Regions from separate parts of the Homo sapiens genome. Here region 2 is linked to region 1. A link is a loop called in an ENCODE intact Hi-C map of the cell type or tissue named here. Cell type or tissue: B cell. All regions are shown on one strand. Each heading gives the region's core, and the rest is flanking DNA. Links, peaks and the distances in the headings are about the cores only. Region 1 holds the start of DSTN (destrin, actin depolymerizing factor). Region 2 holds the start of RBBP9 (RB binding protein 9, serine hydrolase).

Evidence for each region. Peaks named below come from ENCODE experiments on the same cell type or tissue, not always from the same donor. Only the 100,000 strongest peaks of a DNase experiment are listed, where the experiment ranks them.
Region 2: it touches region 1 in a loop (26-fold over the local background); 2 of 110 quality-filtered maps call a loop at or near these places.

Annotation. Positions count from the first base shown.
Region 1 is chr20:17,567,683-17,573,056 of GRCh38, forward strand. DSTN (destrin, actin depolymerizing factor) reads left to right here and starts at 2,393. Exons shown (of 4, transcript NM_006870.4): 1 at 2,393-2,529. The coding sequence starts at 2,527. It also overlaps a transcript of BFSP1 not described here. RefSeq lists an enhancer at 1,356-1,923 and silencers at 2,334-2,523, 2,544-2,833. In B cell, for the core only: no CTCF peak of the experiment used is centred there; DNase peaks (open chromatin) are centred at 1,639, 2,339 and 3,569; H3K4me3 peaks cover 2,421 bases; H3K27ac peaks cover 1,023 bases; H3K27me3 peaks cover 1,200 bases.
Region 2 is chr20:18,494,162-18,499,535 of GRCh38, forward strand. It overlaps RBBP9 (RB binding protein 9, serine hydrolase), which reads right to left and starts at 3,064. Exons shown (of 5, transcript NM_006606.3): 1 at 2,908-3,064; 2 at 1,677-1,719. The coding sequence starts at 3,006. RefSeq lists enhancers at 2,617-2,666, 2,837-2,996, 2,849-3,413, 3,017-3,066, 3,167-3,226. In B cell, for the core only: no CTCF peak of the experiment used is centred there; a DNase peak (open chromatin) is centred at 3,080; H3K4me3 peaks cover 1,335 bases; H3K27ac peaks cover 1,001 bases.

The DNA of each region.
Region 1 (5,374 bases), core at 78-5,077:
GAAACCTTATCTCTACTAAAAATACAAAATTAGCCGGGTGTGGTGGCGCATGCCTGTAATCCCAGCTACTCGGGAGGTTGAGGCAGGAGAATCGCTTGAACCCGAGAGGCGGAGGTTGCAGTGACCCGAGATCGCACCATTGCACTACAGTCTGGGCAACAAGAGTGAAACTCAGTCTCAAAAAAAAAAAAAAAAGATTTGAGAAGTGATGAACTCTGGGATTATAGAAGGAACTAGGGGGGTGAAGGAGTTGTAAGGGGTACGGGGCACGAAAAAAAAAAAAAGAAGGAACTACTATTGATCCTTGGGAAGTGGTAAGAGAAGTCTTCAGATGCGAAGGGTGATAGGAACATCCCAGGCTGAAAAAATAAGCAGGCCCATGATCAAGGTAGTTAGAACTAGTAAGAGGTGTTCTGGAATGAGAAGTTTCGTCTGGGAGGGGCAGTGGGCACTTAGGAAGATATGGGAGATAGGGCAGAAAAAGTAGGCTGAGGCCAGAGGCAGACGGGCCAGACTGACCTGCTGAGGGTTATGGAGGAAGCCACAGCAAATTTTAAGCAAGAATGTAACAAGACCAGTCTTATGTTTGGACCTAACTCTGGTGGCAGAGTGGAGGACGAAATGCAGGAGAGGCTGGAGCAAGCAGGCAGGCATGTATCCTTAAATGAGCACCATTCACTTTTGGACTAGAAAGGAAGTCTGAATATTAAGAAGTGTAAGGGCCACAGGGTCCTAGGCAGGCAGAAAAGCAAAGGGTTCCAGCTGCAGGAGGATACAGGGGGGTTCCTTCTCAGTTCAGGAGTGTGGTCTCGGACTGGCATCTTCAGCATCACCTAGGAGTTGTTAGAAATGCCCATTCTCAAGCATCATCTTAGAAGCAGTGAGGGAACCTTGGGGATGGGGCACACAAATCTAGCTTTGAACAACTTTTCCAGGTGATTCTGATGCATGCTAAAGAACCACTGCTCTAGCCCGCCAAAAATCATGTCTCAGGTGGTAAAGGCTTAGAACTGCACAACTTACTGTCTTTTTTAAAAAGAACGAGGGTAATGAGAAATGGGTTCCTATGTTGAGTGGGGCAGAACAAAAGCCACATACAACCTAGATTTTACGTAGTGCCGGAAAAAAAAATACTGACCATCTTGTCCAAAAGTCTCATATTTGGAGAATTAAAATAGTTTTGGTCGAGGCCATGATGTTCTCGGTAACCTAAATTAATTTATAAAATTCTTTGTTCCCTTTATTTCCCACAAAAACACCCGCAGCAAAAACGCTGGGATTCATCTGGGCCCTCTGAAAACCGTGTTTCCGACGCAACCGCCCATTAGAAAAACACAATTCCAAATTAAAAACCCGGAGAACTGAGCGGCGGGGCTGGCGCCACCGTCCCGGGACAGCGCGGCCTTTCCCAGCCACACCCCTGCGCGCCGCCGGCCTCCTTCCCCGGCAGTTCCCAAAGATAAATAAATGCTCCTTGTTTTTCCAGACCTGAAATTAACGGTGACTCACAGAGCACTCTGCATGGCCACGGTCGCCTCGGGAAGGAGGAAAAATGTGCAGACTTTTTTCCCCTCACGCGAGGGCAGGACAAGCCAGACTGGGCCAATCAGGGGAGGGCGGCGGGAATCGCACCAAAGTAGGTAAAAAATGCGGGAGGCGTCCCCGCTGCCGCGGCCCGCGACTCCGCTCCCGTGGGTCCTCCCCCAGTGCGTTCCCCCTCCTCGGGCCCTGCCCTCCCAACCCCCAACATCTCTCTCCTTCCACCACTGTGTCCCTCTCCCTCACCTCTCCCCTTGCCCCCACCTCCCCCACTAAGTGCCCCCTCGCCCCTCCCCCCACATCCCCCTCCTCTCCCCACACTGTCCCCTCTCCCTCACCTCTTCCCTCCCCTCTCCATCCTCCTCCTCCCCCAACTATGTGCCCCTCGCCTCTCCCCTCCAAATCCCCCTCCTTCCCACACTCTGTACCCCTCTCCCCCGGCTCTCCCCTCCTTTTCCCCTCCACGGCCTCGCCCCGCCCCAGCGGCAGGCACACCTGGCCAGGTGGCTGCCTCCCCGCGCGGGCCATGCCTGCACAGTGGGTGGGGCGTCAGGTGGCCCCGCCGAGGAGGCGAAGGAAGGCCACCCCTCCCCCATCATCTTTTGCCCGCCCCTCGCCAGCAGGAGCCAGCCCAGTCCGCCTTCTAGCCTCCTGCAGACCAGAGAGGACGCACCCCCACCCCTAAACACTTTCTGGTGAGGCGGACCCTGCCCCGCAGCCTTCAGCAGATGAGGGAAGCTCCCCTCCGAGACTCTGGATAGCCGCCGGGGGGGCGTTGCCTGGCCGGCTGGTTGCGTAGCAACGGCAGGCGGTGCGTGACGTGCGCAGCCGCGTTCCGTCCTGAGGCGCGCCCGCCCCGGGGTAAGCTCGCGCCGCCGCGTCAGCTCAGCGCTGGGTCTCTCGGTCCCGCAGCCGTGAGGAGGACGGTCTGCATACTCGCTGCCCGCCGGCTCCCTCCCCCGCGTCCCTGCGACCGCCGCGGCGAAGATGGTGAGTAGGAGGGAGGCCGAGGCGTGGGCCGAGGCGGCCGGGAGCAGTGTGTCTCTGGGGCGCCGCGGAGTCGGGGCTAAGGGGGTGAGCCGTGCCTCAGCCCGGGGAGGGACCCGGTCCGGCTGCAGTGTCCGGGCTGCGGGTGAGGGGGGGTCTCTGGGCCTCCGTCTCCCGCCGTCCTGGCTGGGCCCCCGCGCCCCGGGGTGGATCCGCGGCTGTTGCGCAGCTCCCAGCTGGGGCGAGGCCGCCGCCCTGAGCGTGGCCTCTGCGGGTGTCTCCAGACCCGGCCTTGCAACAACTGGCTGGGGTCGAGCGCCCCCACCCGCTCTGTGAAATCCATCCGGGGGTCTGCACACCGAGGCCGGGGAGTGGGGGGCGGGGGGCGTCGGAATCCGGCCACCGTCCTTGTTGGCGTGGGTTTCCCCAGAGCTGGCGCTGAGGCGCTTGGTGACTTGTGCGCGTTCCAGCCCTTGAGGTCTGTCCATCTCAATAAGGAAGATAAAGCCTTTATGGAACAGTCCTAGAGCACGGAATGATCGCTAACGAGCAGGATCCTGGCATGATTTAGAACGGGGTGGCCTTGCAGCTCCTTTGTTTTTTTCTTTTTATCTGGCAATCGGCTTCCAGCAGCACTCTCGTCGTGCTTGTCAAGCTTGGCAGTGTCTGTTTTAACCCTTCCCTGCCCGATCTGTCCGTGTATGGTTAGAATTTTTTTTCTGACCTGTAGACAGTTGGACTCTGCCAGAACTTGGTGCGCAAGGTGTGGGCATGATGCTGGGATGCTGATACAACCAAATTTAAGAGCTTTAAAAACCATTAAAATACTGGAGTCACCAGAAAGTAAACAGGTGCTCATTAGTATATTCTATATGATGGACATTTTGCTTAATTTACATATTTTCCCCCTTTACACTGTCACTCTAATTAGCTATTTAAAAACGTATTCTCAACTGAACTATCAGTTGGAACATTTTGTCGTTTTCGTTAGTGTGCACACACTGTTACCATTTTTGGTCAGTGATTTGCAGGCGTAGCCTTACCAGACTTTGCTAGAAATATTACACTGTAATTGCATCTGTCTAGAAGCAGTTGGTACCAGCTTATCTGCATACAAACTGTTTTCACTGTATAACAGTTTTGGTTTTCTTAAGTTACTACAACTTCCGTGAACATGCAGGCGGCCCCTTAGTGAAAGAAAAGATAAACCGGTAGTTTCTTGATGACTGTAGATATGTATGTAATAGGGATTTGATACTGTTCAGTTTTTGGTTCTTCTTTGGTTTAATGCTGTAAGCTACAAAGTATCAGCATCTTGAGTCTTTTTAATATCTAATTATTAGAAATTTAATAACATTTTAAATGTATATGCTACTTTATACTGAAAGACTTAATCTAGGGGCTTTGAGTTATGGTACGCTTAAGACCATTCACTCTGTGAAAGTGCTTTGAAGCTGACTAGGGTCTGCTCTAGAGACTTCTGATTTGACATTATGCTTTTTTATTGAGTGGCTAATACAGACTTTATTTTTCTGTTTGAAAATAAGAGACCAAACATTTTACCTTTAGTTAAATGCTTAGTTTTAGTTAAAGCTTAACTAAATTCAAGGAAGGAAGGGTCTGTTATATTTCCTGGTTCTTGTGAGGAGTGGGAGAAATAAAAATTAGAAATGAGCGATTTCCAAATACGCTTCAAAATTGTTGGCTTTAGGGAGATCAAGAAGACCTTACAAGTTACTCTTAGAGTTCAGATTATAGACCCCCCATTTTTAAAGGTTATTTTTGTTTTTAGCCTTATGAGCGCAGGAGCATCTTTGTTTAGTTCAGTGATTAGAGAATATTGTGGGTATTATCCCAGAGTCTAGCACTTTGCTTTTAGCTCTTTTGGTTAGATGCTTGGTTCCAAGTTTCTTTTAAGATTAAATTTTAACTACCGATGGGTTTGTTCTAAATTAGCAGAATCACTTCCTTGTACTCACCAAGTCTTTTAGAAGCACCTGAAATAAAGCAGTTTGAAACCAGCTGGGCGCTTCAGGATGAGATTAGATGTTTTCAGATGTCTCCTCCAACAAAAAACAAACAACGTCTGCCTCCACGTGAACCACAATTACAGACCCCAAACAAAACGTGTGTGTGTGTGTACTGGGTGTGCCAGCCTCCTTATACAGAGATTGTTTAGTAGCCCATCATCAAGTTACTAAGGTTATTTGCTCAGTAGTTCTACTGGATATGGATTGAGACATCACACCTAGACTTGCCTAGCTCCTCTTGTAACCAGAGTATCTTTTATGCTTCTTGGAAAGTAAGAGTGTAGTCTTGCCCCTGAAGTAGAGTTAAAAGGTTTGCACGATAATCTAACCCTTAACCTTATCCTAATCTGGACTGTGGTCTCACAGACTGAACTAATTGGCGCAGTATTCAAGTATTCTAATACTTGGTGATTAGCAAAAACACTACAACCCAGTGAAATAGGTTGGGCATGTATTCACATGCCTATTTAACATATGAGAAAACAGATTGTAAAGGATTAATTGACTTGAGACAAATCACCTTTTCCAACTCCAAGTTTTAAAATAATAATTTTGAAACATTTTAAGCAGAAAAGTACACAGAATAACAGATCCTTTTGTACAGGAAAAACAGGGCTATCTTATTGCCATATTTCAGGTTTTTATGTTATCATTACAGCTAAATATGCATCATCTTCCTCATCCCACTCCCTTCCCTCCCTAGAGTTATAACCATTCCTGTGTCAAAGACATAATATCCTGGCTGGTTAAGGAGATGATTTTATTCAGGCTATTGCAATTAGGAGAGCATTCCTGATTGCCTTATTTGAAAATATGCA
Region 2 (5,374 bases), core at 107-5,106, 930 kb after region 1:
CAACTTTTAAAACTGCAGGACCACAGCAGGAGACCAGACTGTATTAACAAAACCAAAGATTTATGTATTACTACTTGAAAGATCCAAGTCCACAGTTTTGGTAACTAGTTTTTCTTTTCTCTTTTTTTTTTTTTTTTTTGGTTTACCATGTTCTTGTAAGAAAATACTAAGGAAATAATAAAATATAACTCTGAAATTTTAATGTAAACTTTCAAACTTGAAAAAAAAAGCTAATGGTCAGGTGCAGTGGTTCACACCTATAATCCCAACACTTTGGGAGGCTGAGGTGGACAGATCATTTGAGGTCAGGAGTTCGAGACCAGCCTGCCCAAATGCTGAAACCCCGTCTCTGCTAAAAATACAAAAAAAATTAGCCAGGCGTGATGGCGCATGCCTGTAATCCCAGCTACTTGGGAGGCTGACACAGGAGAATCACTTGAACCCAGGAGGCAGAGGTTGCAGTGAGCCAACATCACGCCACAGCACTCTGGCCTGGGCAACAGAGCGAGACTCCATCTCAAAAAAAAAAGCAAAAAAACTCTTGCAACATTCTAAAATTCACATTTATTCATTCTTTCCAAAAAGGGGATTCCTGAGACAAGTCATAGGCATACCCAGAACAAAAGTAGCAATATGACATTTTTAAACATTAGGACCTCAAATAGATGCTGTAAAGTTTTATACCTATGCCTCAAGTATAGTACCCACAAATTCTGCCTGAAAATATTTGTAGACATATAGAAGGGAAAAATCAAGTTGGTGCAAAGTTGAAAATTAAATTTTACCATGCCCAGGTGCTTTCCTAATCCTTACTAGAATTTTCTATGGCTTACCCCATCCGGGAGGTGAGGGGCGCCTCTGCCCGGCCGCCCCTACTGGGAAGTGAGGAGCCCCTCTGTCCGGCCACCACCCCGTCTGGGAGGTGTACCCAACAGCTCATTGAGAACGGGCCATGATGACAATGGCAGTTTTGTGGAATAGAAAGGGGGGAAAGGTGGGGAAAAGATTGAGAAATCGGATGGTTGCCGTGTCTGTGTAGAAAGAGGTAGACATGGGAGACTTTTCATTTTGTTCTGTACTAAGAAAAATTCTTCTGCCTTGGGATCCTGTTGATCTGTGACCTTACCCCCAACCCTGTGCTCTCTGAAACATGTGCTGTGTCCACTCAGGGTTAAATGGATTAAGGGCGGTGCAAGATGTGCTTTGTTAAACAGATGCTTGAAGGCAGCATGCTCGTTAAGAGTCATCACCACTCCCTAATCTCAAGTACCCAGGGACGCAAACACTGCGGAAGGCCGCAGGGTCCTCTGCCTAGGAAAACCAGAGACCGTTGTTCACTTGTTTATCTGCTGACCTTCCCTCCACTATTGTCCTGTGACCCTGCCAAATCCCCCTCTGCGAGAAACACCCAAGAATGATCAATAAATAAATAAATAAATAAATAAATAAATAAATAAATAAAAATGACAAATTCACAGAATTGAAAAAAAAAAAAAAAAAAGAATTTTCTATGGCTTTTGGTTCACACCCTCCTCCCCAAGCTGCTTGCCTTATTCTTTCTTAGGTATATAGGCATCTTTGGTTCCTCCACTATGATATTCTTGTTCTCTACCACAAAAATGGTAATATCAAAACCCAACAAGATGAGGCTATTTAAAAACAAGTTTAAAACTTACTTGGGTCGGGCATGTTTTTAGCCAAACACTGGAAACCAGGTATCTATGATATGAGGGGGGAGAAAAAGCTATAATAAAGAGCTTAATTACAACTAATACTTTGCTAATAAGAAATGAGGCACCTGATATGATCGTTACCAATTCAGTATTAACTTGTGTTATGAAATGAAGTAGGTTAAGTGACCATCTTTTCGCATGAACTCCATCTGTAGTTCTGTATCTAGGCAGCTCTGCTGATCTCTATAGAGAGACCTATATCTGCATTTGTACACCCATATTTGCCTCTACAGGCCTGCATCTATAGAGAGGCATGAACAAATGTGTTCTAGACAGACTGACCTGGAGCCAAATAGACTGTGTTCCAGGGAGTAGGTAAAACGTGGCACAGGAACGTGATACAGAAATTTGGAGACAGCATACTCTCAGAAGCTCCAGCCCTGACCTTTGGGGTTGTAACTCTGACCAGGGTTTTCAGCCACAGCGCTGCAATCTATTCTGGAGACCCGCTCTAGAGGACAGCAACCCAGGGAGCCGACTTACCGCCTGGTTACAGAAGAGGGTTAAAAAATAAAAATCAAACGGCACAGGTCAGCCTACAGTAAGATGCCACTTTTATAAAGCTCACCAAGAAGCCAAATAGAACAGTCTGTTGTTTAAAAGGTATATTCATAGGTTGAAAAGTACTTCAATTTTAAAAAGAGAAGCAGATGAAAAAATTCAGGATGGCACGGGACTGAGATGGGTAGACATAAGGGTCGTTTGGAAGATGATGTATAGGCAATGTCCCAGGTTTTAGTTTGGTAATTCATTACATTATGCCTCATAATGTAGACGCATGTTACGTATATCCTTTGTATATATTAAGTATAGCATATTTAATTTTTTAAAAGCTGAAGCGGGAAGCAGTGAACATGTAAAATTATCTGGGAAGTCCCAAATCTGAACCAGCAGCAGATACGGGGGGCGGGGCTCAGGGGCTCAGCCTCGGTAGTTCAAAGGGGTTCCTTTAACTCTAAAGGCTGAGCCCTCAGAGAAGTCTTCCAGGCAGTTTTACCAGTCAAAATTCGACCACTAGCTCAGACTTTAAGAGAAGGCAGCGGGGGAGAGGCAGGAAAACACACAGGGCTTTGCTAGAGGGGATTAGACGCCTATTCAAACTTCAGCCCTCAGTCCTCTCCCGCCGTCCCTCCCTCCAGGCTGACTTCACGGAGCAGCGGCGTTGGGCGCTTACCTTCTCCAGCTCCTTTTTCACCCAGCCATACCAGCCGTGGGTGGTCACATCCCCGCCTCCGTTCCCGGGAACAATCACTGCCTTGCTAGGAGAAGCCATGAGTGCAGCGAGGCCAGAGTTCCCCAGCGCGGGTCCAGCGGAGCTGAGCCCAGCCTGCTCCCGCAGGGAGCCTGCGCCGCGGCATCCTGGGAGTTGTAGTTGCGGGGACCTGGGAGGCCGGGCTCTTTCCTCCTTGGCCTGCCTTCCGCTGGCTGCGTGGGGCAGCCAAGAACAAAGCCTGCGAGCTTCCATCAATTGTAAAGCAAAGCACCCTTTACTTGCCTCTTACTAGTGCTCTCATGTTTTTCCCTTATTTAAGACAGGCTATGACACGGTTGGGGTGTGTTATTTCTTTGCTAGATTTACTGATATTTCTATAGGAAAGTTTGTTTTTGGTTTCAAACATGCAGAAAACCCATTTATAACCTGGGAACGCCTGAAATCCATATTATTTTTCCTTCTGAGTTTAAAACAGTTTTTAGTAGTCAGTATCAGCCCTGGTTGTTGTTTTTCATTGCTTTGAATGAAATTTCCTTGCATAAAGCTACTAACCCAAGTAAAACAAGCAAAAATTTAATTAAATACCAAGAAAATACTTCGTCAGATTTTCATATTAAACCAGCTGATACTGAAATTGTTTAAAATAGTTTATAACCAATGCTTAGTCCCATATTCCTGGGAAGACAAACAAAGCTTCATGTACATTTGGTCACCGGGTGGGCCATTTAAACATTTTGTAAGGGGATTTCATTCAATTGTTATTTGAATTCCAATTTGTCATTCTGGTTGTATAAAAGCTTTCCCATGCAAGAGGGCTGATGTTATAACAGTAGATTATTATGCTACAGTGTATTTTCCCCCGGTAAAGAAAGCTTTTTATGGTTTGAATTTTCTGGAAACATTGGAGAAGACTGTCCTTGTCATCCACACTACAACAAAACTTCAGGACCTTGGGCTTTGGGTTCATGGTCTCGCAAATGAGAACGGTCCCTCCACACTTTTGGAACAGTGCACCCATTGGAACTTTTGAGGTAAAGCTACCCTGGGAAATTTCTCCCAAGAAGAAAATGGCATCCTTGATGTGAACAGCTTTTCCCAAGTTCACAGATTAAGACTTCTACTACCATGAAACTCTTATCTTTCAATATTTTTTGTCTTCCTTATGCCTCTACAAACAATAGAAGTGGAAAAGGGGTCTGTTATGTGCACTTATGGGGTATACTTTTATTTGTGAAGGAGTTTGCAGCCAGCCTTATACATGGATAAACTTAGACTTTGATAGATAAAAGATGAAGGCCCGAAGTAGGTAAGAAACTTTAATGGTACATGCATTGCTTCATAATCAGTCAAAAACAAAACATTGGTTCACTCCTCTAACCCACATCATGGGTTAAAGAAAACATTGCCAGTAGGCCTTCACTCTTCTAGAAAGGCATCATTTGTTAGGTCCTTTTACCATGGTTTGAAGTAAAAGAAGCAATGATTAGAAATGTATCCCTCATTGGCTGGGCGCGGTGGCTTACACCTGTAATCCCAGCACTTTAGGAGTCCGAGGCAGGCAGATCACCTGAGGTCAGGAGTTCAAGATCAGCCTGGCCAACATGGCAAAACCCCATCTCTACTAAAAATACAAAAATTAGCTAGGCGTGGTGGCAGGTGCCTGTAATCGCAGCTACTCAGGAAGCTGAGGCAAGAGAATTGCTTGAACCCGGAAGGCAGAGGTTGCAGTGAACCAAGACTGTGCCACTGCACTCCAACCTGGGCGACAGAGCAAGACTCCGTCTAAAAAAAAAAAAAAAGGAAAAAAGAAAAAAATAAATTCAGTGGTAGAGGATTAACGAAGAAATTGCTTAGTCAAGTGAGTAAACCCTTTATCTAGCTCATTCTTTGATCTATTTGATTTTAGGAGGTTTGGTTTATCGGGGCCTTGGGTTTAGGAGCATACCCCGAACTCTTGGTGTTATCCTCCCAATATTTATAATAATAGTCTCCCTGGTGTGCTGTATTCTCTCAAAGGTTTTAAATGTTTGCACGCGGTCATCTCTAGAACGTCAGATGTTCTCTCTTCAACTGGAATGACAAAAGCTGAAAGAAATGTGCAACCATGAGAACACCAAAACCTATAAATGATGTGCTGAGACCGAAACCCAAAATGATGGTAACTGAGAGTGGCGCTAAGGCCCTAAGTTTTGGTCACACTCTCACCTAAGTGAGAACCTGACCAAAAAGGGGGAATTTTTTGCACAAAATTTTGCGAGGCCATTGTTTTGGACTAAGCTCATGCATTAGGCCCCAACAAACCAAACCAAACCAAAATGGAGTTGCTTGTGCTAAGACTTCAAGGAAACATAGATTCTAGAACAGACTAGGTTTTGTTTTTTTTTCTGCAAATCTCTATAACAAACATCTCTGACAGCGTAGGTATCCA